3 separate regions of the Mus musculus genome follow, and all the other regions are linked to region 1. Evidence: chromatin loops called from intact Hi-C (ENCODE). Cell type or tissue: heart. All regions are shown on one strand.

Evidence for each region. A loop is a pair of places that touch in the nucleus more often than their neighbours do. Peaks named below come from ENCODE experiments on the same cell type or tissue, not always from the same donor. Only the 100,000 strongest peaks of a DNase experiment are listed, where the experiment ranks them.
Region 2: it touches region 1 in a loop (3-fold over the local background); 9 of 42 quality-filtered maps call a loop at or near these places.
Region 3: a loop joins it to region 1, with 7 times the contacts of the local background. A loop is called at or near these places in 34 of 42 quality-filtered maps.

The regions. Positions count from the first base shown.
Region 1 is chr11:116,459,528-116,467,527 of GRCm38, forward strand. It overlaps a transcript of Qrich2 not described here. Among named protein-coding and RNA genes, the nearest start is that of Qrich2, 9.2 kb to the left of the region's middle. In heart, a CTCF peak has its summit at 4,575 (motif pointing left); a DNase peak (open chromatin) is centred at 4,564; H3K27ac peaks cover 1,005 bases.
Region 2 is chr11:116,141,558-116,149,557 of GRCm38, forward strand. It overlaps Fbf1 (Fas (TNFRSF6) binding factor 1), which reads right to left. Exons shown (of 31, transcript NM_172571.3): 19 at 7,810-7,965; 20 at 7,562-7,662; 21 at 7,256-7,462; 22 at 6,564-6,671; 23 at 6,347-6,486; 24 at 6,151-6,269; 25 at 5,147-5,269; 26 at 4,879-5,064; 27 at 4,278-4,454; 28 at 4,066-4,203; 29 at 3,868-3,985; 30 at 2,876-2,985; 31 at 728-1,909. The coding sequence ends at 1,826. Among named protein-coding and RNA genes, the nearest start is that of Mrpl38, 6.7 kb to the left of the region's middle. In heart, no CTCF peak of the experiment used is centred here; a DNase peak (open chromatin) is centred at 4,934; H3K27ac peaks cover 2,019 bases.
Region 3 is chr11:116,223,165-116,231,164 of GRCm38, forward strand. It overlaps Evpl (envoplakin), which reads right to left. Exons shown (of 22, transcript NM_025276.3): 10 at 7,754-7,879; 11 at 7,252-7,398; 12 at 6,805-6,959; 13 at 6,581-6,678; 14 at 6,237-6,409; 15 at 4,895-5,073; 16 at 4,678-4,816; 17 at 4,394-4,587; 18 at 3,825-3,975; 19 at 2,320-2,403; 20 at 2,098-2,208; 21 at 1,904-1,996; 22 at 1-1,037. It overlaps Gm33250 (a long non-coding RNA gene), which reads left to right and starts at 2,097. Exons shown (of 8, transcript XR_389161.4): 1 at 2,097-2,181; 2 at 3,717-3,791; 3 at 4,669-4,821; 4 at 5,790-5,899. In heart, a CTCF peak has its summit at 3,459 (motif pointing right); DNase peaks (open chromatin) are centred at 809 and 3,507; H3K4me3 peaks cover 225 bases; H3K27ac peaks cover 772 bases; H3K27me3 peaks cover 5,785 bases.

The sequences.
Region 1 (8,000 bases):
TAGCCTAGGCAAGCCTTCAGCTGTTGGTCTTTCTGCTTCAATAGTTGGGATTACCAGCCTGCTAGATTTTGTTGTTGTTGTTGTTGTTTGCTTTAAGACAGAGACTTGAATTCCCTATGTAGCTGACAATAACAAACTTCTGATCCTCCTGCCTCCGTCTCTGGAGTGCTGAGATTACAGCAATCACCCCATGCCCACTTCATCTGTGCTGGGGGGCTGATCTCAGCCCTTTGTGCATGAGCAGCAAGCATTCTACCAACTAAGCTACAGCCACAACCCCTGAACTTGCTTTTTATGACAACCCCCAAGGTCAGCCTTGAACTTACAACCTTCCTTCCATACGTACTATGTCCTTCCATATAGCTGTTCTCTGTCCCGCTGCCTCTTACAGAGGCCTTTTGTGATGAAGTCTTTTCTGCAAGATCCAGGGGACTCTCCCTCAAGATCCTGGACTTCATCAGACCTACAAAGTTCCTTTTGTCATTGAAAGGTCAGAATGGGGGGTGGGGTTAGCATAGTGATGTAGAGGTTTCTGGGGCTGCTGACTCCTTACAGGGAGTACAGGCACATTCGATGAAATCCTAGAAAAAACGGACACAGCAGCTACAGAAGTGGTGGGGAAACAGAGAGTCCCTGGGGTGGGGTCACTGTTATTTACTAATGGGTGAACACAGCTGGGTTCTAGGGGGGGAAATGTAACGTGGAGTTTTCTCATTGAGGGAGTGCCTGAGGTGGCTTGGTTTGTAAAAACATCTGCCACCAAGCCTCACCGCAGTGCAAGCCCTGGCACCCACGTGGTAGAAGGAGGGAACCACCTCTAGGATTGTTCTCTGACCTCCACATAGGCATCCTGGAATGCACACAGCCATATATAGGCACACAGAGTAAATTTAAGTATAATGGAAGTATAAGTTGTAACCCCAACCTAATAATTTAAAGAATCCAGTGCCTCTAACAAGTCTCGAATATATATAGCACAAAGTTTTGCTCAAGATTTTGAAGCAGTTGACATGGGAATTAATTTTTCATAAACCATAGCTCTTGACCTGCAGTTTAGCTGTTCCCGTACAGCAGGGACATCCTGCAGTCTAGGCAGACTGACACCCTGCCCACAGGCTTGGCAAGGTTTTCCTCCGGTTTTGACGTCAAGGTACTTGTGGAGATTTGGAATTTGGGTGCCTTAAGATTATGAGGGGCAAAATCATTTACTGGCTATTTCCTCTGTGTGTGTGTGTGTGTGTGTATACTTGTGGAGGCCAGAAGAGGTCATCATGGTGTGGCTTTCTCAGTCTTCCTTCTTGGTCTGTTTGAGGCAGGGTTTCTCACGGAACTGTGAGTTCACATACTCAGCATGGGTGGATGGCCAACACCCCCCCCCCAGATCTTCCTTCCTTCTCCCCCCCCCCACCCCAGAACATGGATTACTGCCTACCCCTCTATGACAGTTTTTTTTTTGTTTGTTTGTTTGTTTGTTTTTGGTTTGGTTTCTCTGTGTATCCCTGGCTGTCCTGGAACTCACTTTGTAGACCAGGCTGGCCTCGAACTCAGAAATCCGCCTGCCTCTGCCTCCCAAGTGCTAGGATTAAAGGCATGCGCCACCACTGCCCAGCCTATGACAGGTTTTACACGGACTACACATAGCTCTTCCTGCTGTGCTCTCGTCACGCCTGCCCTGGATTTCTCTCTCTTTTTTCCTCCAAGCTTCTATTTGGACTCTAAGCTGGGTCCGCACAGTAGCAACAGGTAGACAAAGCGTAAAGTTGTCATTCCAAACCTGGGAATTTATCTGGGTTACTCGTGCCAATGTCATCCTGGAAAAATGTTTTAAATATCTACAAAGTAAGTAGTGAAGGTCCAAACAGCAGAATATGAGACAGTGGAATGTATGAGAGATGTTCTCTGGAATACCACCCAGTGCTGCTGCCCATTTGCTTTACCCCTTTGGAGGCCCTCCAGCCGTCACCAATCACTTGTTCTAGCTCTTCCCAGGTGACCATGGTGATTTCTTCACCACCCGGAGCAAGAAGATTCAGCCTCCGACTTAATAGATCCTGTGAATAACATATCATGATACAGACAGACACGTGTATAAGCACGAGTGTACAGACACACGTGGTGTAAGTGTGAATGCACACACAGAGACATGTAAGTAGGAATGTACACACATGTATGTGTAAGCATGCATGCACATCCGTTCCCCGCAGTTTGGGACCAACAGGATTGATTGGGTGCTACCAACAGCCACAGCCTCAGGAAGAGTCACTGGCTTTCAGTGACCAGCCAGAGGCACAGAATTGGCTGATGGGTGCTTTAGCTCACATGGATTCTGGATAGAGCCCTGAGCAAAGATGGCAAGGACTTGCACTTCTACCCAGAAGTAGTGCCGCTTAGTGGCAGAGTGCATATGTCCCCTACCCACAAAGGACACAGATATTCAGGGATGGGAGTTGGGACCAGGCCTAAAGAGAAGCCAGGCTGAAGGGAAGTCCTCTACCTATCCCTCAGGACCCTTCCCCCAGAGCTTGCTCATATTACCAGGTATTCTTCTCGGCTTTTAACTAGTTTCTCCAGTTCATTAAAACGTTGAAGGAGTTCCTGGAAACAGAGTTTAGAAATGGACCATTGCCTCAGCCCTCCTGTGTGCACACACACACACACACACACACACACACACACACACACAGCCTTGGTGTAAAGGAGAAAAGGAAATGAGAAGCCTATGGGTCTTAGTGAAGGTACAGTCTCTGGTTCCTAGTTTCCACCTAGTTTTAGGTGACATAGAAAGCCAGGTTCCCAGTTATTATTATTATTATTTATTTATTATTATTATTATTATTTTTTTTTTTTTTTGGTTTTTCAAGACAGGGTTTGTTTCTCTGTGTAGCTCTGGCTGTCCTGGAACTCACTCTGTAGACCAGGCTGGCCTTGAACTCAGAAATCCACCTGCCTCTGCCTCCCAAGTGCTGGGATTAAAGGTGTGCGCCACCACCACCCGGCCAGGTTCCCAGTTCTTTTCCTGGTCAGTAGGAAGGAAGGAAGGAAGGAAGTAGTGAAAACAGTGACCAGTCAGAGTTGACCTTGGCTTCTTTGCTTGCTACTCATTATCTAAAGCTTCCAGCTCGACAGCTTGAAGTCCGCCTTGTCTCTCCAAAAGCGAGGGCCCCGGCAAGTGATTGGGACTTCAACTGATGGTTGTGAGCCACCCTGTGGTTGCTGGGATTTGAACTCATGACCTCCAGAAGAGCAGTCAGTGCTCTTAACCGCTGAGCCATCTCACTAGCCCCCCTCAACTATTCTTTATAACTTGTGCTGACCTCCGGGATCTAAACAGATTCTAAACTGATCTTTCAAACACTAAAGTTTGGAAAAGACCAGACATGGTGCTGCACGCATGCTGATTACCACCGCCCTTGAGAGGTGACTAGAAGGACCAAGCGGTCAGAGGCCAGCCTTGACTACACAGTTAAGCTCAAGGCCAGCTGGGCTACGAGGAGACCCTGCTTTAAAAAAACTGAACAAAGGAAAGGACAGCAACAACCACAGAGAAAGTGGGGTCCACTTCCCAGAGCCAAGACCAGAGATGTGACAGTTCCCCAGGCCTGTGTGAGGCTCAGGCTGGGTTAAAAGCCAGAGATCTCCCAGGGCTGGGCCTCCTTTGGCCTGTCTTGTGTCCTTTTCTCTCTTGGGCCTCTCTCCATCCTTTCTTTCTGGTGGCTCCTCTTTCCTCTAAAGGCTACCTGTAACCCCTTGGCCTGATCTGTGTGAGAATCTGGCTTTGCTTTCTGTCTCCTCGTGCTCACAGGACACTACATGAAGAACCCTTTGGGACTTCTCCCTCAGGAAAACCCAAGGCAAGGTTAAAGTGTCCCCAGCTTGTTGCAGCTTGTGTCTGTGACCTTGATGAGGCACTGCTATCCGACTTTCCATCCTTACCGCCCTCATGAGGACTGACCCTTGGGTCAGCAATATACATGTGCGCTCCCTGATTCCTCTACTCTCCCTTGCAGGGGGTGGAGGAAGCTCTGAGTGAAATCTTTTGTGAATGTGTACTGTTGACACGGGTACAGCTGAGTAGGGGATCCCACATCCTCAGAGCCATGGGGGAATAGTAAACACCCAACCCTCCCACCACCACCACCACCACACACACACACACACACACACACACACACACACACACACACACGTACCCATAAGGCTCAGGGTGGTGGTGGTGGTGAATCATGGCTCATGGCAAAGCCTTTTTTCTGGTCTCTGTGTAGATGTTAACAGTGTGTGTGCAGAAAACAGCCACATCTCATCCCTAAATATTTATAGACTGGAGGCTGCTCCCCTACAGAGATGACCTAAACCTGTCTCCTTGTACATCTGTGTGCAGTAGCCCTACCTCCCTGCTCAACTGTAAGCAATAAACACACTGAGCTTCTGGGGTGTGGAGATTTCTCCAGCTGAGAGCTGGTCAACCCTGAGTTTCTGCCCCACCCCCACCTCCCTTCCTTCTCCACCTCCCGCCCTCTTCTGTGTATCCATGGGGTGTTTTCCTCAGTCCTCTGCTGCCCCCTGCAGGCTGAGCAAAGACCTACCACTTCTCCAGTTGCCAGACTGGCTCAAAACTTGCAGCTGACTTAGTTGGCCCGGGGCTTGCAGGATTCTTCATTTCTGCCTCCCAAGTGCTGCTGGAATTACAGGCAGTAAACTACCATTCCTTGCGCGCTCTCTATTACTTTACTTAGTGTGGTGGTGTGAATAAGAATGGCCCCTGTAGCCGAGCACTGGTGGCGCACACCTTTAATCCCAGCACTCAGGAGGCAGAGGCAGATGGATTTCTGAGTTCAAGGCCAGCCAGGTCTACAGAGTGAATTCCAGGACAGCCAGGGCTACACAGAGAGACCCTGTCTCAAACCCCCCCCCCAAAAAAAAAGAATAGCCCCTGTAGGCTGCTCTTATATTTAAATGTTTAGGGAGTGGTGCTATTTGTAATGATTGGGAGGCATGGTCTCGGAGGAAATGTGTCACTGAGGGGCAAGCCAGGCCCAGGGTCTCTCTCCTACTGCCTGCTGATCTGGTTACAGAGCTCTCTGCTATTTCTCCTGCATCGTGTCTACCCGTGTGCCGCCATGCTTTTGGCCAAGATGATAGACCAAACCTTTGAAACTGTAAGCAAGTCTTGGTCATGGTGTCTCCTCACAGGAATAGAACAGAAACTGTGTACTTTGCTTGCTTGCTTTGAGACAAGGTCTCACTGTGTAGCACTGGTTAGCCAAGAACTGGCTATGTAGGCCAGGTTGACCTCAAACTCACAGAGATCCTCCTGCCTCTGCCTCCCAAGTGTTGGGACTAAAGGAACCACCATACCGGGATAGTCTCAATTTTTAAGGAAACTCACTTTAAGAATATCCTGCAATGTCTCAGCTACCTTCTAAATCAATTTAGGTATTCTAGGTATCTTGATGAGTTATTAATGGCTTTAGGAAATGGAATGAGGCTGGTGAGATGGCTCAGCAGGTAAGAGCACTGGCTGCTCTTGTGAAGGGTACCGGTATGTTATCCTGCACCTACAGAGCGCCTTACAACTAACTCCAGTTCCTGGGATCTGATGCCTTCTGCTGGAGTCTTCAGGCACTGCATGCATGTGGGTGCTCAAACACACATACAAACACACACACACACACAAAACCAAGGAGAGAAAGTAGAGGCAAAGCATCAACCCACTCATGAGCTGTGGTCCCTAGGGTGTCCTAACCTGCAGCTCAGAAGCCTGCTTCAGAATTTTCACATCTTCTATGAGGTCTTGGAGCACACTCGTGGGCTGCAAGGTAGAGGAGTCCTGTGAAGCCAGACCTGGTACCCCTTGTATTGGGGGTAGCTTAGGGCCTGAAGGGTAGCCCAGAGGAGCAGAGGATTTTTAGGGTTAATGTACCCACCTTGGTCAGGCTGGGAGTCCTTGAGGGCTTTAGTTGTACCATCTCGGTGGGCATCTTGACTGTGGGCTCAGGCTTCTCCATCATCTCCTCAGATTCATAGATCTTGGAGAACTTTGTTAGGGATACCTGTTGGGTCACCAGAGCTATCTCCTCTTCCTGCTGGAGTTCAGGGACTGAGATCTGGTCTATTTGTGTGGCCATGCCCTGTACTTTGTTGTCCATAGTTTTAAACTGTTTGGTGAGGTCCAGTACCTGGTTACCCAAGTCCTTCACCTGGTTTTCTAGCTCTTGTGGAGTCTGTGACAGCCTAGGTAGACTCTGATGCTTCTCTTTGCTGGTTGGCAAATGCGGGGCGCTGTGAGTGCCATGCAGAGACTCAGTTCCGCGGCCAGTCTCAGTCGATGGGTAGTGGAAGTCGATAAGAACTTCTTGGAGGTTGAGGCTCTTGAGAATGGACACTATCAGTGTGTGCAAGGCCGTAAAGTTCACCGCGCCCACCTCTGGAGTGCCAATTGCCAGGTCGGCTAGCTCCCGGAGGGAGACCCTGTTGGCCACCAATGAGGGCGGCATCGTGTGCCCTTTGGGGAGGCACAGAATCAGGGAAGAAGGGAGACCAAGCGCCTCCTCGTTCCCAGAAGGCTTATGGGGCCAGCAGGGGTCTCAGCAGGTGGCCCTGTTTGTGGGTTTGTGGCTTCCTAGCTGGAGCCCTGGGCTCCGCTCTCCTAGCCAGCCCTGGGCTCCGCTCTCCTAGCCAGCCCGGCTCTTGGCCGGTGGACGTTTGGAACGAGGGCGCACGGTTTGCAGCAGGGTTGTTGAGGCGCGGGACGCTAGAGATTCTAAGAACATTCGCTTGGGCTAGCCCTTATTGGGACTAAAAAAGAGGCTTTGACCACACCCCAAGGTGCCACCAGTTTTTCAGTAACGCGCTTAACGAAAGGGATGATTAGTCAGGGTCAGAGCGTTTGCATTAGGAACACGTGAGTTAGGAGGAGAAACTACGACGGCTCCTGTGGGTCCACCCCACTTCAACTCCTCAACACAGAAAGCCAGATCCATTAGTTCTTGTAGGCCACCAGGGACAACGATTCACGGGGCGTCATGGCGACCTGCAGGCAAGTCTAAGGGATGATGTGCCTGGGCCAGTGGGGCTGTGAGTAGGTCACTGGTGCCTCTTAAGAGGCAGTCTCTACATAATTTTGTTTACTCAAGAGGTGGGGAAGGCTTCCCTAAGCCCATTTATCTCTGTTAAGGACTCTGAAGGTCTCAGCAGCTGAGGAAAACACTAAAAGGATCCATGACTATAGAGTTAAGAGTTGTAGTTTAGTCTGAATGGGCACAGGGTTTTTTTTTTTTTTTTTTTTTTTTAAAGATAGGGTTTCTCTGTGTAGCCCTAGCTGTCCTGAAACTCACTCTGTAGACCAGGCTGGCCTCGAACTCAGAAAAACGCCTGCCTCTGCCTCCCAAATGCTGGGATTAAAGGCATGTGCCACCACTGCCCGGCTTTTTAACGATTTAAAATTTTTATTTTATTTACATAAGACTGTAGCGGTCTTCAGACCCATCAGAAGAGGGCATCAGATCCCATTACAGATGGTTGTGAGCCACTACATGGTTGCTGGGAATTGAACTCAGGACCTCTGGAAGAGCGGTCAGTGCTTTTAACCACTGAGCCATCTCTCCTGCCCAATGGACAGGTTTGTTTGTTTTGTTTTGTTTAGATATTTTCTTTACATTTGAAATGTTATCCCCTTTCCTGGTTTCCCCTCCGACCCCCCCCCCTCAGTTTTTAAAGGGAATTTCCACTACTGTATTTCCATTACCTGGCAACAGCAGGCCAAAAGGCCAACTTCCTAATCCTCTGAGCATCTGACCAATGACCTTAGAACGGCAGCTCTCAAGCTGTAGGTTGTTACCCTTTTGGGTTCACATATCAGATATTTACAGATTCATAACAGTAGCAAAATTAGTCACGAAGTAGCAACGAAATAATTTAATTATTCATTGGGGGTCATCACATGAAGAACTGTGTTACAGGGTCACAGTTAGGAAGGTTGAGAACTACTGCCTTAGAACTTA
Region 2 (8,000 bases), 320 kb before region 1:
GTACCATGCCTGCCTTGTATATCACATTCTCCCCTGTGGGGCATCAAGGAGATGTGGTTGAGCCTGCGACTTGGCCTGGGCACAACTCAAACCCTGGCCCTGCTACTTGTCACTCCGTGCAGGGTTTTTGCAATCCCTGAAGCTCTCTTTCCACCCTTGAGACAGGAATGGAAAATTAACTTCTCCAGGTGTCCCGAAGGTGCCAGAGAAAAGGGTGTAAGATGGCCACTTCAATAGGTCAGCTTTCTCCAGAGGTGGCTGCCTGTTCTGTGGTTTGTTTTCCAGCAAATAACAGGAGCAGTAAGCAAACATTGTATTCTGTTTTGTTTTGAGGCAAGCTTTCTCTACATAGCCCTGGCTGTCCTAGAACTCACTGTGTTGACCAGGCTGGCCTCAAACTCAGAGATCCACCTGCCTCTGCCTCCCAAGTGCTGGGTTTAAAGGTGAGCGCCACCTCTCATTCCGCAGTCCAGGTTGATGGTTTGGAACTTCCTGTAGCTCAAACTTGTCTTGAACTCTGGCAATCTCATTCCCTCAGACTCCTGAGTGCGAGATTACACATGAGAGCCACCACATCTGGCCAGGACAATCGTTTTCTAATCATTAAGGACACATTACAGGGGGCACTGACATAGGAACATAGCAGAATGGAGGCAGGGGCAACTCAGGGAAAGACATTTACCTCCACCGGTACAGCCCCAGGTTTGATGCAAATCCAAAACAGAAGTCGAAACAATACAACAGTTTAATGGGTCGGATAGCAAGGTTTCAGGTGTCTCCAGGAGAGGTTCTGAGGGGCAGAGCAGCGGTGCCCTACCCTCTGACCCTCTGGTGTGCCCCTCCTCTTCCCCCCTGCTTCTGTGGACACACCCTCTCAGCTGGGAAGGGAGGAAGTGCTCCTGAATGGAAGCTGCTGTGTAGGAACAGCAGATTCTCTGTGTGCTGGGTCTGCTGGATCATTTCCCTTCCGAGGCCGTCTCCTGATACCCTACTAGAGGGTCTTGGCACTTTTCATACGGGAGGAGCAGCAGCCTGGCCCCAGGGCTCCTTCCTAGTCTTCAGGCAGTCTCTAGCTCTCACAATCTCCCTTCCTCCTCTGCTTCTCCACACACCCCTCTACTCCTACAGCTCCCCACCCCACCTCTGGAGGGAACCTGGAGGGGGCGGGAGAAACCAGTGCTGCTGCTGAGTTAGCTGGTCACTGGGGAGTAATGCTGGTCACTGGGGAGTAATGCTGAGTCACTGGGGAGTAATGCTGAGTCACTGGGGAGTAATGGAGCTGTGTGTGAGCTACCCGAGGGTGAGATGAAGGGCTGGGTGAAGCCCGGACATATTCAAGCCCCAGAATCAATCCATCTGGGCATGGTGTGCCTCAGCAGTGCCATCCTTGTCCCTGGCCAGGCCTCCCACTCTCAGCTAGAAGGCTCTTCTCCCTATTCCCATTTGAAGGACCTCTCATTGAAAGCAAAGGCTGTTCATGGTGTATGACCCTACTGTCCTGAAATAGGTTCCTGCCTCTAAAGTAGCCCAGGCATAAAGACCCCAGTGACTGCCGTGGAAGGCAGTGATGAGCGGGGGTCTTACTATGATGGGTGCTAAGATGGTCTTACTGTCACTGCTCCCTGGGGAGGCACCTGCTGCCTCTAAGCTGCAGGTCAGAGCGCCTGGGAAGAACACACAGATACCCTGTCCATACAAGAAGTTGTAATCAGGCTCTGGGCAAGCAGTGCAGTACTTTGCTGGGAGCCTTTCTCACAGATTGGAGCTGGTCAGCAGTGGGCGAGCACTCCAGGCCAGATGCCCGCTGAGGAAGCACGGGGCATTTTCAGGCAGAATGGTACGCCATATTATAGGGTGCTTTCTTCAGAGTCTCCAGGAAGAACTGTTCATTCTCCAAGAAGTCGTGGTCCTGTGAGGCAGATTCAGACAAGTGCTCACACTTCTGTGCACTGACGGGACTCCTGATATTGGAGGAGCCAGCCTGTACTTGGGAGCCCCTCCACTGGGGAGCAGGACGGGTATGTGGGAGCTGAGGCATGGAGTGAGACAGGCCATGGTCTCAGTCTCAAAAGGACTTGAGAACCTTGGGATCTATCAGTAGTGACCTCATGTCTCTGGGCCCCAGTGTCTTCAAGTGTGAACTGGAGATAAGAAAATCTCCTGTCTGTGTGTGCTGGTTCACACCTGTCATCCCAGGGCTTGTAAGGAGGATTCCAAGGCTAGCCTGGGCTACAGAGTGAAAATCCCATCTCAATCAAAGAAGCAAAGGAAAAACAAAAGGGAAGAGAAACTGCTGAGGGCCCAGCTCGGTGGCACTAGATCAAGCACGACTGTCCTCACGCAGGCCTGTGCGAGGACGTTTATGACACACACGATCTTCAGTGTTGAGCCCAGCCTGTGGGACAGGCTCCTTGGCTCCTCACTGGTGTCCCAGGTTATCTGCAGCTAAAGGGTACTGCAGCCCCTCGTGCCTACACAGGTCGGACAAGCAGTGTACGGAGTTTACCTCCTCTGCTTTTTTTTTTCCTGGCCCATTTCACTGGGTTCCTGATTCCGTTTCCTGGCTGGCCTGGAACTTGCTATGTAGACCAGGCTGGCCTCAAACTCACAGAGATCTATCTGCCTTTGCCTCCTGAGAGCTGGGATTAAAGGCAGGTGCCACCATGTCCAATTTCAAAGTTAATTTTCAACAGGGATAACACTAGGGATCAGAGCCCTGTACAAGCTAGACAAGTATCCTGCCATTTACCGTACCCCCAATCCTGGCTATCCATGTTCTTCTTTCCCTTTATGAGCAAGTGTGTGTGCTCCTGCAGCCTTGGAGGGAGTCTGCTTGCTGTGAATGGAGGCGAGACCCGGCCCAGGGGATGCTTACCTCTTCTGCTGTATGCTTTAGCAGCAGCAGCTTGGCAAGAAGGTGTGTGGGCACCTGGGCAGCAGCTGGCTGGCTACACTGAGGACTGCTGGAAGCGGGGGCCTGGACAGCTGAGGAGAAAGGCAGGAGCCAATGTTCAGGGGGAAACTAGGGGGCCTGGCTTTTTCCATTAGTACCTGCACCCACACTGCCCGAAGGAAGAACCAGGCCCAGTGCCCTGGGGACTCTTCCAGAGAAGCCAGGTTCCTTTCCCAGCATGTACCCAGGAGAATACCAGCATCTGTAATGGCAGGGCCAGGGTGCTGACATCCTCCTCAGCCTCTGTGGGCACAGAACCCATACGCAGCATTTTTTCAAAAGGACAAGATAGACTGTGCTAGAGCAGGACACCCAGGAGCCTCCTGTGGGCTCCATGTATGCATGGGTGCATAACCCACCCAAAAGTGAAAGGAAGAGAGGAGACTTGGAGCCTGTGGTGGCAGAGCACACCTGTAATCCCAGCACAGGGTGGCAGAGGCAACAGGCCTCTTGAGTTCAAGGCCTGCCTGGTTTTCAAGCTAAGATGCCAAAGAAACAAAAACAAACAACAGAAAGAAATGGTGACTCATTCATTAGTCCTCGCACTCAGGAAGAGGCAGAGGCAGGAGAATCTCTGTGACTTCAAGGCCAACCTGGTCTACACAGAGAGTTCCAGGCCAGCCAGGACTACATAGTGAGTCCCTGTCTCAAACAAACAAAAAACTCCCCTGAAAAAGGAGGTAGGGGTAGAGAGATGGCTCAACAGCTGACACACCTGCAGTCTAGCATGTGGGATGCTGAAGCAGGGGGATCTGAGTGTGAACCCAGACTGTGCAATAAAGCAAGATCCTATTTTCAAACAAAACCCCAAACCAGTAGCTTCCCACAGCCTCTAAATTGAGCAGGTGGAATAGGTCCTGCTGCTTCCTGCTCCAGGCTGTGTCCCGTCCTCCTGGAGTCACTGAGTCACTCACCATCCCGGCTGGAGGCTGCCGGGCCCTGAACCCTGGGGGGCAGCCCCGGAAGGCTAGCAGGCACTTCCTGCCGCACGCGGTCCAGCTGCAGCCTCTGCTGTGCCAGGCTCAGGTGCTCCTGTGCCAACACCAAGGAGAGGGACTCAGTGGGGGCAGAGGAAGGTGGCCTGAGGGGCAGGGCGGGGACTGGAACCTTGCCTGGTGCACACGTTGCTCCTGCTGCCGCAGCCACTCCTGCTGCCGCTGGACCACCTGCAGCCGGCCCTGCTGCTCATTCTGCATCTGCTGCGCCTCCTGCAAGGCCTGCTCCCCCTCCTCGTATTTCTTGGAGGCTACCTGCAGGGAGGCCACTGGGTCAGGGCCGGCTGGAAGCCAACAGTGGCTTGCACAGCAGCCCTGCTGAGGCACACCTTACTCATGTGTTCCACCTCCTGTGCACGGGCCTGCAGGCGCAGGCTGGCTTTGTGTAACCTGTCCTTCTCCAGCCGGAGCTCTTGGCGCTCTCTCTCCAAAGCCTCCCTCTCAGCAAGCAGCTTCTCCTCCTTGGCCCGGAGCTCACAGGCCCTAACTGTCAGCTCCGCCTGCTCCTGCAGAATGAATGCAGTCATTGCTGTAGTCGCTGATCCAGAGCTACTCCAAGTCTATGTAGCCACTGGGGTACCTGTCCCCCTCCCCCACCTCTAGCAGTGGACAGTAGAGCAAGGGACTTCTGACATGGACCAGAGAAGCCTGGGGCCAAGCTTGGAGGCTCCTGCAAAGCCACACAAATTGTCATGTCCAACTTCCCTGAATACCAGTTTCCTCATTTAAATATCTGAATCAACAGGCTGAAAGAACCAGTTAGCAAATAAGAGAACTATGCACACAGAGCCTCCGAAAAGGCAAGGAACCTGGCTGCTGGCCACGGTTCCAGTTCCTGGACTCGTGCTGTGCCCTAGCTATGCTCTTGTTCCCAGGACGGAGGGAGTCCAGGGCACCCTGGCATGCTCGGTCCTGGGCTCTGGGCCCTACCTTGGTCAGGCTGATGATGGTGCCCTCCCGCTGGGAGTCTGCATGCATCGCCCTCTCAGCCTCACGCTCCGCCCGTTCCTTACTCAGCTTCTGCTGTGTGAAATACTCAGCCCACTCTGCTGCCAGGCGCCGCCGCTCCTCCCCACACTTATTCATGACTGACTTCTGCTCCTCCAGCAAGGCGCTCTGTGTGGGGGCAGCGAGGGCAGTGTGAGTGTCCTTGGGCAGGATCGGTGGGCTCAGCAGCCGGGGGTGGGTCTGGTCTCACCTTGGCTCTCTCCAGCTCCTCCCTCTCCATGGCAATCTGCTGGACCATGATCTTCCTTTGCTCCTCCAGAGTGCGCTGGGCTGACTCTGCCTTAGTCTTCTCGGCGGCCACCCGCCAACGTTCCTGCAAGGCCAGCACCGGGCTGAGGGCGGACTCCCCACTCTGGGAACAGGCCGGGCTGTTCCCTCATGCTGTCATAAACTCATTTCCAAAATAATGTGGAGTGACAGGCACTGGGGAAGTGACAGGCACTGGGGAGTACTGTCCAGGTCCAGTCCTGCAATTCTGAATCAGGAGGCTCCAGTACTCAGGTCAAACTGTACTTTGGAGAAGGTTCAGGAGTGCCCTGCCCCAAAGCTCCAGGCTGGCCCATCACCTAGCAGCCTCAAGTGCGGAAGCCAGTTTCCGTAAGCACGAGGGCAGAAGTTCAGAAAAGTTTAGTCTTCTTTAAACACTGAGCCTCAGGGCTGGAGTTAAAAGCTCCAACTCTTCAGGGGAGCGGGGTTCCATTCCCAGCACCCCAGAGTGACTCACAACCATTTGTCACTCTAGCTGCAGAGGATATGATGCCCCTTTCTGGCCTCTGAAGGCAAAGCAACCCATACACATAAAAACAAAACAAAAAAAGACTAACGCCTAATTCATCTATGAGTGACCTGCAGGGAGGTCAAACATCCTTGCACATGGGGGCTAAATGACATTTAGTAGGCAAGTGTGTCCATCTCAGAGCCACAGATTTCAGCTCATGTCAGGTCTGAGGAAGGGGAAGTATAGTGTTGGTGGGTGGGTCTGTAGGATGGCCCTGGGGCAGGTAGCTGACATCTGGTGTTAAGTGAAAACAGAAGCAGGAAGAGACAGGAAGAATAGGCCTATAGGTCGCTGCGTGCTTAAGTGGATGTCAGAGAACAGCTGGCCACGGGCTTGGCCCATTGGCTATGATCAAATGCAGAGTGGCTGAGCTCATCCAAGGTGGCCCTGAAGTATAGACATTAGGACAGACTCACCTGTTCCAGGAGCCGGCTCTGCTCACTCAGGCGTACTTCCATCTTCCCGATGACCTCCTGTAGCCTGTTCCGCTCTTCCTCCATGTCTCGCTGCTGTCGGCCCAGCCGCTCCTGCAGAGCTGGAGGCAACACGTGGGGTGGTCACTGTCTGCCCTCTTTCCCAACACACGGGTCCCAGTTAGAGAGAGAGGGCTACCTCGCAATTGCTCATCTTGCTGCCGAATCCCCAGCTCTCGTTGCTGTGAGGTGGTAAGGTGCGAGGCCTCCACGCGGGAGGACAGCGTGTTCAAGCTGCTGGAAAACTTCTCCATCTGCTCGATGATGCCATTCAGGGACCTGGAGGATCGTCAGGGCATCTCATCCCAGGGACAGCCAGGACACCCTTGGGAAGCAGCGCCAGGCAGCACACATACCGAGTATGGGAGGTAGCGCTGGTGACAGCATCAATCTCCTGGTCCTTCAGCATCTTCAGCCGCTGCAGCTGGTGCTCATGATCCTTGCGCATCTCCAGGATGGATGCCCTGGGGAAATGGTGCAGAGGCAAGGAAGGCCAAGGGTCAGTGTGAGGGGACCATCTGACAGATGATACCAGCGAGCAAGAAAGGAACACCTCTGAGCACTGTCTCCTCTTCCTCCTTCAGGCATAGCCTCACTGCCTCAGTTTCCCTCACTCTTCTCTCTCATCTATTGCTGCTTCCATGCCACAGATACCCTACCGCTCAGCAAAAGACAACTTTCCCAGCGCAGGAGGAAGCTGTGTGCTTAACCCTGTGTGCTGGCCCATGGGCTGTGCTGTCCTGTGGAGCCCTTGGGTGTCTTAGTTTCCTTCTCATTCAGAAAGGCTCAATGCTTGACTTCCCAGAGGAGTGGGGAGAACCCCACCCATAAGGGGCAGTGGACTGCTGTGCTCAGCCTTGAGCCTTTATCTCACCGGGCTGAAGGGAAGGGTGAGTCTGTACACAGGCTGCAGAGCCACACAGTGGTCTCACGGGCACTACTGTCTGCCAACCAGCCCTCACAAGCCTACACCCCAGGCCCCTTCCTGTCATCTGGCCAGTCCTTCCAAAGCCACTCCCGACTCCAATCCCCCGCCTCCAGCCCTTACTGCTGAAGCTCCCGGAGCCGGGCAACCTCCTGGTCCCTCTCCTGTTCAGCCATGGCCATCTGCCGCTGGTGCTGGGCTACGAGCTCAGCCCTGGCCTGCTCAGCTTCTCGGCAATATGACGCATGCTGAGCTGATAGCACCTCCTTCTCTCTGCGCAGCTGCTCCTCCCGCTGCTGGTAGGATGTTTCTAGCACCTTGATACGGCTTCTGTCAACAGAACACCCACCAAGAGGGGCGCACTGAGCACAGTGGCGTGCTCCTGGGTCCCGGGAGGAGATTCCCGCCAAGGCTGGAGCCAGCGGGTACCTATGTGCATCCTCGATGAGCTCCAGGTCTGCCTGGTGTCGCTGCTGCAAACTCTCCAGCAGCATCCTGTGCTGGGCCCGCTCCAGCTCCAACTTGCGCACCTAGGCATGGATGAACCAATGATACTGGGTGCTTCGGCAGCCAGACTCCAGGCCGTGCATCCAGTCCCTGCTGCCTCCCCTCCCGGTGATGCTTCTGATCACTTTCCACGAGGAAGAAAGTGGTCCTGGCTGCCCTGCAGCTCTCACCTGGGCCTCCAGCTCTGACAGCTTGGTCTGGCTCTGCAGCAGCTCAACCTGAAGCTGGGCAGTGCTACTCTGCAGCTGCCCCTGGGCGGCCAGGAGCTGCTTCTGGTATCCTGAGCCTGGCAGCAGACTCTGCATCATGGACTCTGGGAGGAGGGTCTGTGGGAGAGGATGAGAGCTGTTCCGAGGTGGAG
Region 3 (8,000 bases), 240 kb before region 1:
TCTACCTCCTGCTCCACGCCGCTCTTCTTGCTGCCTGTCTCCTGCAGCTGGGCCCGGAGCCTCCGGATCTCCTGCTCTGTCTCCGGGAGCACCTGGAAGATCTCGCTGACTCGCTCCTGCAGCTGCACCTTGGGCTTCTGCTTTTCCACCACCCTGTATTTCTCCTGCAGCTCCTGCAGTTCCCTGGCCAACGCGACGTTGTTGTTCTTCTCCTCCTCCAGGAGGCTTCTCAGCCTGGAAGCCTCCTTGAGAAGGCCCGGGTCCTGCTCTACCTTCTTCACCTCCTTCACAATGACCTTGGGCTCCACTGAGCTGATCGCCTGCTCCAGGTCTTTGATGCGAGCCTGTATCTTGGCAACGGTCTCCTTCGCCCCCTTCCTCCGTGCAGCATCTTCCTCGATCTGGAGCCTCAGAGTCTGGGCCGCCTTAACCATTTCTAGATCCTTCTCCACCTTCACCACCTCCTTCACCACGACCTTCTCCTTCACGTTCATCTCCTTCTGCTCCAGGGCTAGCAGCTCGTCCTTCAGCTCTTCCAGCCTGGCTGTGAGGACGCCGTTCTCCCCGCGCAACCGTTGCATCTCACTGTGGAGCTGGGTAACCTGGCTGTCCAGGCCAGGGTCCCTCTCGATTTGGGTGACCTCTTTGGTCAGCAGGTGAGGTTGCATGGTCTTCCTCTTGCCCTCCAAGTGGACAACCTTCTGGGCCACCGCCTCCAGCTCGGCCTGCAGGCGGGCCCGCCTCTTGCCCTCTTCCTCCACCCGGGATGCTGCCTGAGACAGGTTACTCTCCAGCTGGGGGTCCCGGTAGAATTCCACCACTTCCTTCTCCTCCAGCCGCGCCACAGGCTGCTGGGTCCTCAGCTGCAGCAGCCGCTGCCTCTGCTCCTCCAGGTCACGCTGCACCTCAGCCACCCGCTTCCTCTCTTCCTCAAGCTGGGTCTTCAGGACCTCTGACTCCGCCGTCCTTGCGTGTGCCGGACTCCCAGATCCCTGTCTCGCGCTGTGGATGGCTTGGATGTCCTCATCAAGTTCCTTCTGTAGGTGACCGGGAAAGAGAGAGACAGTCCTGGGGTGAGCAGAGAAAAGACTGGAGCCCTATTTTTCTGCACCCCACCCCTGAGGTCAGAGATCCCAGCCTGCTGTCTTGGACTTCCCGGTAGATCCTGGGCAACGGAACTGAAGATTTGGAAGACTTGAACAGAGGATTCGGAGGAGCTCACTGAGATGCTATTAGGATACAAAGCAGGGTCTGGGTCCCCCAGCCCCGCCCCCTGGGGGAGGGGCTGCTAACCTTCTCCAGTAGACACTGAAAAAATGGCTCAGGATAAGAAAACCTGGCCAGCCACAGGCACCAGAGTTCCTGGCTTCTGCTCAACCCACAACGGAGCCCTAGATGGCCTATTTCCTATGTGACTGGTCTTTTTTTTTTTTTTTTCCCCCTTGGTTTTTCGAGACAAGGTTTCTCTGTGTAGCCCTGGCTGTCCTGGAACTCACTCTGTAGACCAGGTTGGCCTTGAACTCAGAAATCTGCCTGCCTCTTCCTCCCGAGGGCTGGGATTAAAGGTGTGCGCCACCACTGCCTGGCTCAACGTAACTGGTCTTAAGGCTGAGGACTATGGAGCATTTCTTGGCTCTCTAAAGCTCTCTTGTCCCCACTGGAGGACTGCTTATGGCTAAGGGAAGACTGGAGGGCACCCCCAGAGCCTGCCTGGAGTAGGCACAGCCTGCATGAACTTCTAGAGAAATCTCCATGCCCAGGCCTGTCCAGAGGCTAAGGCTGCAGGGGAGAAAGGTGACATCCGGGTCCACCCCGGACCAGGCTGTCCACTGTCGTCCCAGGGTGGGCACCACCCCGGACCGGGCTGTCTGCTGTCGTCCCAGGGTGGGCGCCATCTTTTTACCTTCCTGAGCATCTTTTTAGCAAACTCCAGCTGGCGCAGCTGCTGCTGCTCAGCTGCGGCAACCTCAGTGTAAGCCTTCGCAAGGTTCTTCTCCTGGGAACAAAGTGGGGAGAGGGACAGCAGAGTCAGCTCCGGCCTGAGGGGCTGCAGGGCTGGTGCCAGGAGATGCTCAACCCTGCCAGGACCAGCCTCACCTGAGCCTGGATGCTCTCCTGCAAGGAAATCACTCTGAGTCTCTTCGGGGCGGACACTGCCAAGGCGGGCTCTAAGGAGCAGCGGTAGGTATCTGCTTGCAGCTCATAGTCCTGAACAGGAGGGAAAGCCACTTGCAGAGACTGGACCTGGGGGACCAGGGGCTGGAAGAGGGAGGGGAGGCTGGTGGGAAAACAGGGAGAAGCTGAAGTACAAGTGCTCACCTGGAGGGCCTCCTGCAGGTCCCGGGTGAGGCGGGACACGGTGGCCTGGTCCTGCTCGCGCCCCAGGATTTCTTGTATCAGTCTCTGCCAAGGAGGAAGCAAGAGTCACAGGGGCTGGGGAAAGCTCTTTTCCCACCAGCCGGTGTCCCCAGCACCACAATCAGCCAGCACACATAAGCAACAGGGACTCAGGGATGCCTCCCTTCTCTGACATTCTTGTCTGATGGCCCTAGAGTTCTGTCTTGTCCCAGTGGCTCTTACATTGTAGCTCTGGTGTCATTAGGCCACAGATCTGCTGGATTCAACTGTCCAGTGAGACCCTGAAGCCCTGGGGCACCACTCAAGCTTCCAGGGACCAGCCTCTGGAAACTACTGCTTATCCAATCATTCTGAACCCTGGGTATGCATTGTAATTTACTTAGAATCTAAAAGGAAGAGGAGGGGGAGGAGGAGGAGGAAGAAGAGGAAGAGGAGGAAGAGGAGGAGGAAGAAAGAAAGAAAGAAAGAAAGAAAGACAGACAGACAGATCTGTATGAGTTTGAGGTCAGCCTGGTCTACAGAGTGAATTCTAGGATAGCCAGGGCTATACAGAAACCTGTATCAGAGAGAGAGAGAGAGAGAGAGAGAGAGGAGAGAACACAACAGAAAAAAGGTACCAAATGCTCTGAGAAGTCCAGCTTCATTTTTCTGGGAAGGGCCCTGCCCCCGCCCCCTTGAACTTCTGTCCTGGCTGATTCTGAGGCCTCCATAGACAACTTTCAGTCTGAGGGTGACCCTTTTCCAGCGGGGCTCCCAATACTGTAATGTCAAGTCTGGATTCCATCCTGTGCTTAGAAGAACCTGCAGGGTCTGTCTACCTCCCAGGGACCAGAGTCCTTGGAAAAGACATTTCTCATCTAGGAAGAGACATTTCTCATCTACCTGACTTTTTTTTGGGGGGGGGTTGAGACAGGGTTTCTTAGTGTAGCTCTGGCTGTCCTGGAACTCACTCTGTAGAACAGGCTGGTCTCAAACTCAGAAATCCACCTGCCTCTGCCTCCCAAGTGCTGGGATTAGAGCCACTGCCTGGCTCTACCTGACTTTTTTCCTCAGGGTTTTTTTCTCAGGTCACTTGCCCTCACATGTGTCCACCAGGGGGCGCTCATATCAAGCTGGTGGCTTGCCTGTCTCTAAAAGCCACGGGATGGACTTCTCCAACAGGTGGCATGCCTGAGGGTGTAGGTCTGTACCCCCCACTCCTGGTTTCTCCCCTTCAGCCTTACCAAGGATGAAGAGCATCCCACTGGGAAGGCAGTGTTGACAATGCTGTGGAGGGGTAAGGGCCACCCCACCACCACTTCCTGATCTGACCTATGGCGTCTCTTGCTTTTAATCCTTGGCCTCATGAATACAAGCAGCTGCCCCTGCTAAGGAGGTGGCTTTGAAGAAACAGGTATCTGGAGACCCCAGCTCGAGGCCAGGCCCTGTCACAGGTAATGTTCACCCCTACAGCCCCAGCGCCTCACCTTCTGTGCTTGCAGCTTGTAGGAAATCTGGCTTGGCCCGTCGCTGGGCTGCACCCGGTGGTGGGGCAGCTGCTCCAGCCAAGAGCTCAGGTTGTCCCTGCTGTTCCTGAGCTGCTGGTAGGTGAGGCTGGCATCCTGTACTATCTTCTCCCTGCCAGGGGACAAGGTCCCATACAGGTGTGAGAAGCTGGCCTCCATCCCGAGACAGACCTGAAGGCCCGAGCCTTGCAGCTAACAGAGATTGTGTCTCAGACACAATGAACGGTGCCTGCCTGGCATTCATTTCTTTTTTCTTTTTGGTTTTTCGAGGCAGGGTTTCTCCGTGTAGCCCTGGCTGTCCTGGAACTCACTCTGTAGACCAGGCTGGCCTCAAACTCAGAAATCTTCCTGCCTCTGCCTCCCAAGTGCTGGGATTAAAGGCGTGTGCCACCACTGCCCAGCCTGCCTGGCACTCATAAGAGAGGGAATTAAGTATAGTTATCCCCATTAGAAGCAAGGAAAGAGCCCCAGAGGAGTTAAGTCACTAGCTCATTGGCAGCGGTGCCCGGGCACCCCTTCCTTCTACTTACCTCAAATCCAGCTGGTCCCCCACAGCGTGGTAACGGTCAGTGAGGGCACGAACCTGGCGCTGCTGGCGCGGCAGGTCTTGGCAGAACTCTTGGAAATTGTTCTGCAGCGCACTGCACGCATGCTCAGTGGCCTTCAGCTGGCGGTGCAGCCCCAGCACACAGGCCTGCTGCTGAAGGAGTTCTTTGCGCTGGCGCTGTGGAAAAGGGAGCCGGAATGGAGCGTGCCCTAGGCTCCTTGGGAGACACAGACCACTCCTGTCTTCTCCTTCTCTCAGGAACCCTACCTGCAGCTCGCTGACCCTCTCCTGCAGTGCCCCAGAGCCTTCGGGGACGGGGCCCTCAAGTGCCAGGGCGGCTTCAAAGCCTTGGATGACCCTGTCTGCCTCCTGGATCTGCTTCTCCAGGCCCAGAGCAGCCTTGGCTCTGCGGTGAGGAAGCAACGGTCAATCAGCTCAGTCACACACTCCAGTGCCCTCTAGACGGGCTCTCCCTGGCACTCACTTCTCCCCATAGAGGTGGCACAGGCTCTGCACATCATTGTATCTGTTCTTCACACTGTTGAGGACCACGGGCAGTTGCAGGGCAGCGGAGCCCGTAGGCTTGGTAGACAGAAACGCCTCACACTCCTGCTGGGCTGCCTCCTTCTCCGCTCCCAGACTCTGAAGGCGCTGTGCTGTGCCCTGGGTCAGGGGTGGAGCAGGCAGAGGACACCGTCAGGGATTTCTGGGTCACCTAACCCTATGCCTCTGAAGGCGTGGTCCAAGTGTGGGGCCAGGCCTGCCTCTTCTTGTCCCCATGGAGATAGCTGAGGGCAGAACAACCTTTCTCAGCCCACACCCACACCCTTGGCCTCTTCATCCGCAGAATGATGGATTGGGAGGTGAATTGAGATTCTGTATATTAGATCCTTAGCAACAAGAACCAGGCACACCGTGGCCTGGCGTTGCTACTGTCAGTCAGTGTCCTGGTCACTGTCAGCCCGGTACCTTGCTGTTACTTTGGGCTAAGCAGGCAGAACCCTGGCTCATAGTTCACTCAGGGCAGCCACCTTCTGTCTCTCATCACAATTAGTTCACCTATTTTGGTGTGGCAGGGTCAGCCACCAGCCTCTGGCATCCTGTACCAGTGTCCCATCTGTGAGACCTTCCAATGAGCGAGCATCCAGATTCCTCCCCCTACGCCACCTGAGCATCCTCATGCAGCCCCTGGCTTTCCATCCCCCTCCCTTGGGAAGCCCCCCCACCCCCAGGACAGGCTGGGCTGCTGCACCCTCCCCCCATGCTACCCTGATCTTACTGCATGGCAGACAGACCAGAACAGGTTAGACAACAATGTAAATGAACATGGTTCACATTTTTAAAAATCCAAACACTAATGGTATGCTCTATTTGAACAGAAACCGGTTTGGAAGGCTAACCAGAATGCTCGGGTACCTCCAGGCTGCAGGGTTCATGTGTCAGAGACACATGGTCATCACTGGCTGACTCAGTGTTTTCATCCCTCCAGGTAGGTTTTCCCTGCTTAGAACTCTCCCCCTATGGGACAGCCACAGCTCCCTTGCTGTTCCCATGACTCTCACTAGAAAAAACATCCATGTGTCAGGGGTCCCTACTCTGGGCCAGGCTTTGTCACACTTTCACCTCTGGGATGCCCAAAGGATGCGGGCACCACCCCAGAGGTAAGCAAACTAAAGTCAGAATACTGACTTGACCACGGTGACAGATCCTGTCCGTGGAAGAACCAGGATGGGAGCCCTGTTTTCTGAGTCCATGGCCCCAGGAGTGTGTGCACGCTCAGGGCAGGGCCCTTTCCTGTCCTGAAGCTCTCAAGGCCACCCACTTACCTCACAGCTGTGGATGCGGCCCTCGAGGTCCTTCAGTGAAGAAGACTGGCTCAGTGGGCTCCGGGCCCAGCTCAGCACCTGCCTCTCTATCTGCCCCAGATCCCCATCCAGCTGGGTCATCTGTGACAGGAGCGTCTGACCTTGTGGGTCAGCGGGGGCTGAGCCTGCCGGAGCTGGGGACAGAAGTGCTAGTGAGGTCTTATGTCTGCCTGAGATGGGCCCTCCCTGGGTGCCTGCGGGACCTGGAGGGTGGGCAGGGCCTGACTGAGGGAAGAAGAGTCTAGATGGAGTACCTCCTACCCAGCACGCCCACCCATTGGCCCTCCCTGACCATCCTCTGGTACCCTGCTGGCCAGGCTGTAAGTGTTCCACAGCAGCAGCCTTCAGGCGGTTCTTCTCTGTAGACAGCTTCTGCTTCAGGGTCTGCAGCTCCGTGGCCAGCCTGGAGAGGATGAGAGGAAGGTGTCTGTCTGTCTGTCTGTCTGTCTGCCTATCTGGCCCTAGTACCCACTGCTGCAGAGGAAAAAGCATTGGCCCTGGTGCGTGTGGGCATCCTGGGGTGAGCTACCTAGAGGCTTTGGCCACAGCTTCAGGGTCTGGTGCTGGGATGCAGAGGCAGGCAGCTGGGGCACTTTTGGTCTCTCCTCCAGGGCCCTGAACCAGCCACGTGTATGGGTCAGCATTATCCTTGAGTGTGTACCGCTCTCCCCGAAGCAGCTGAACCTGAGGACGGAGAGGAACTCCAGTGGGATCGAGGGTTGGGGACTGGAGAGGTGGCTAGGGTCAAGATGGGTAGGTGAGACAGCAGCTGGAACAAGGCCGGAGAAGAGGTGGGAGGGGCTGGGGTAAGGACAAGGACAGGTCAGAGGTGGGACAGGTTTGAGAGGGGTGGGGCTGGGTTAGGGAAGGAGTGAGAAGAGGGAGGGACAGGGTGGGGTGGGTTAGGGACTGAAGCAGTGTGGAGAGGTAGGGGACAGAGGCTGGGTCGGGCGAGGAAGGCAGGTAGGGCTCATACTTCTCCCGAGTCCCAGTCACAGATGCTGTCCACGTGCAGGGGCTGCTTGGATGGGTTCCTGCGCTGTGGCAGTGGGGCCACCTCCTGGCTTCGCTGCTGCAGATCTCCAACAGCCCTCTCTGCTATGGCCAGCTGCTTCTCCTCTGCCTGTTGGGGACCCAGGCAACAGGAGCTCAGGCCAGGCTACAGTAGAAGCCACCTGCCTCCCTTCCATCTCCCAAGAGGAGTGTGGGCTTCATCAGGGGAGAAGCTAAGTCAGACTGTCTGTGGATGGATGGAGGGTACGGATGCTGGCTAGAAAGAGCCACATGGGGCCTTGTGGGAGGAAGCTGTGGGGACCTCAGAGCTGGGCCAGGCTTCTCTGGTCACATTATGGGTAGCATACCGGAGTGCAGGAGGGTCAGGGTTCCTGCTGGCGCAGCCCCTTCTCCTGGGGACCTCTTTTCTAGAGAGAAAGCTCCAACCCAGGGACAGGATGAAGATGGCCCAGTGGGACTCTCACCTCCAGCTGTAGCAGGAGCTCTGTGGGGGAGCCGGAGGAGTCCCCAGTGCCAAAGCCGTACTTGGTATCCAGGTTGGAGCTGAGCTTTGCCAGGGTCTGGCTGACTGAGTCCGCCTCTTCCTGGAACTAAGGTCACTGGGTGGTCAAGGGCAGAGCCAGGGGGCAACCTACTACCCACTGACCCTGCAAAATAGCTGGAGATGGACCAGGCTAAAGTCATACTAGGATAAACTTCATAAAGTCAGGC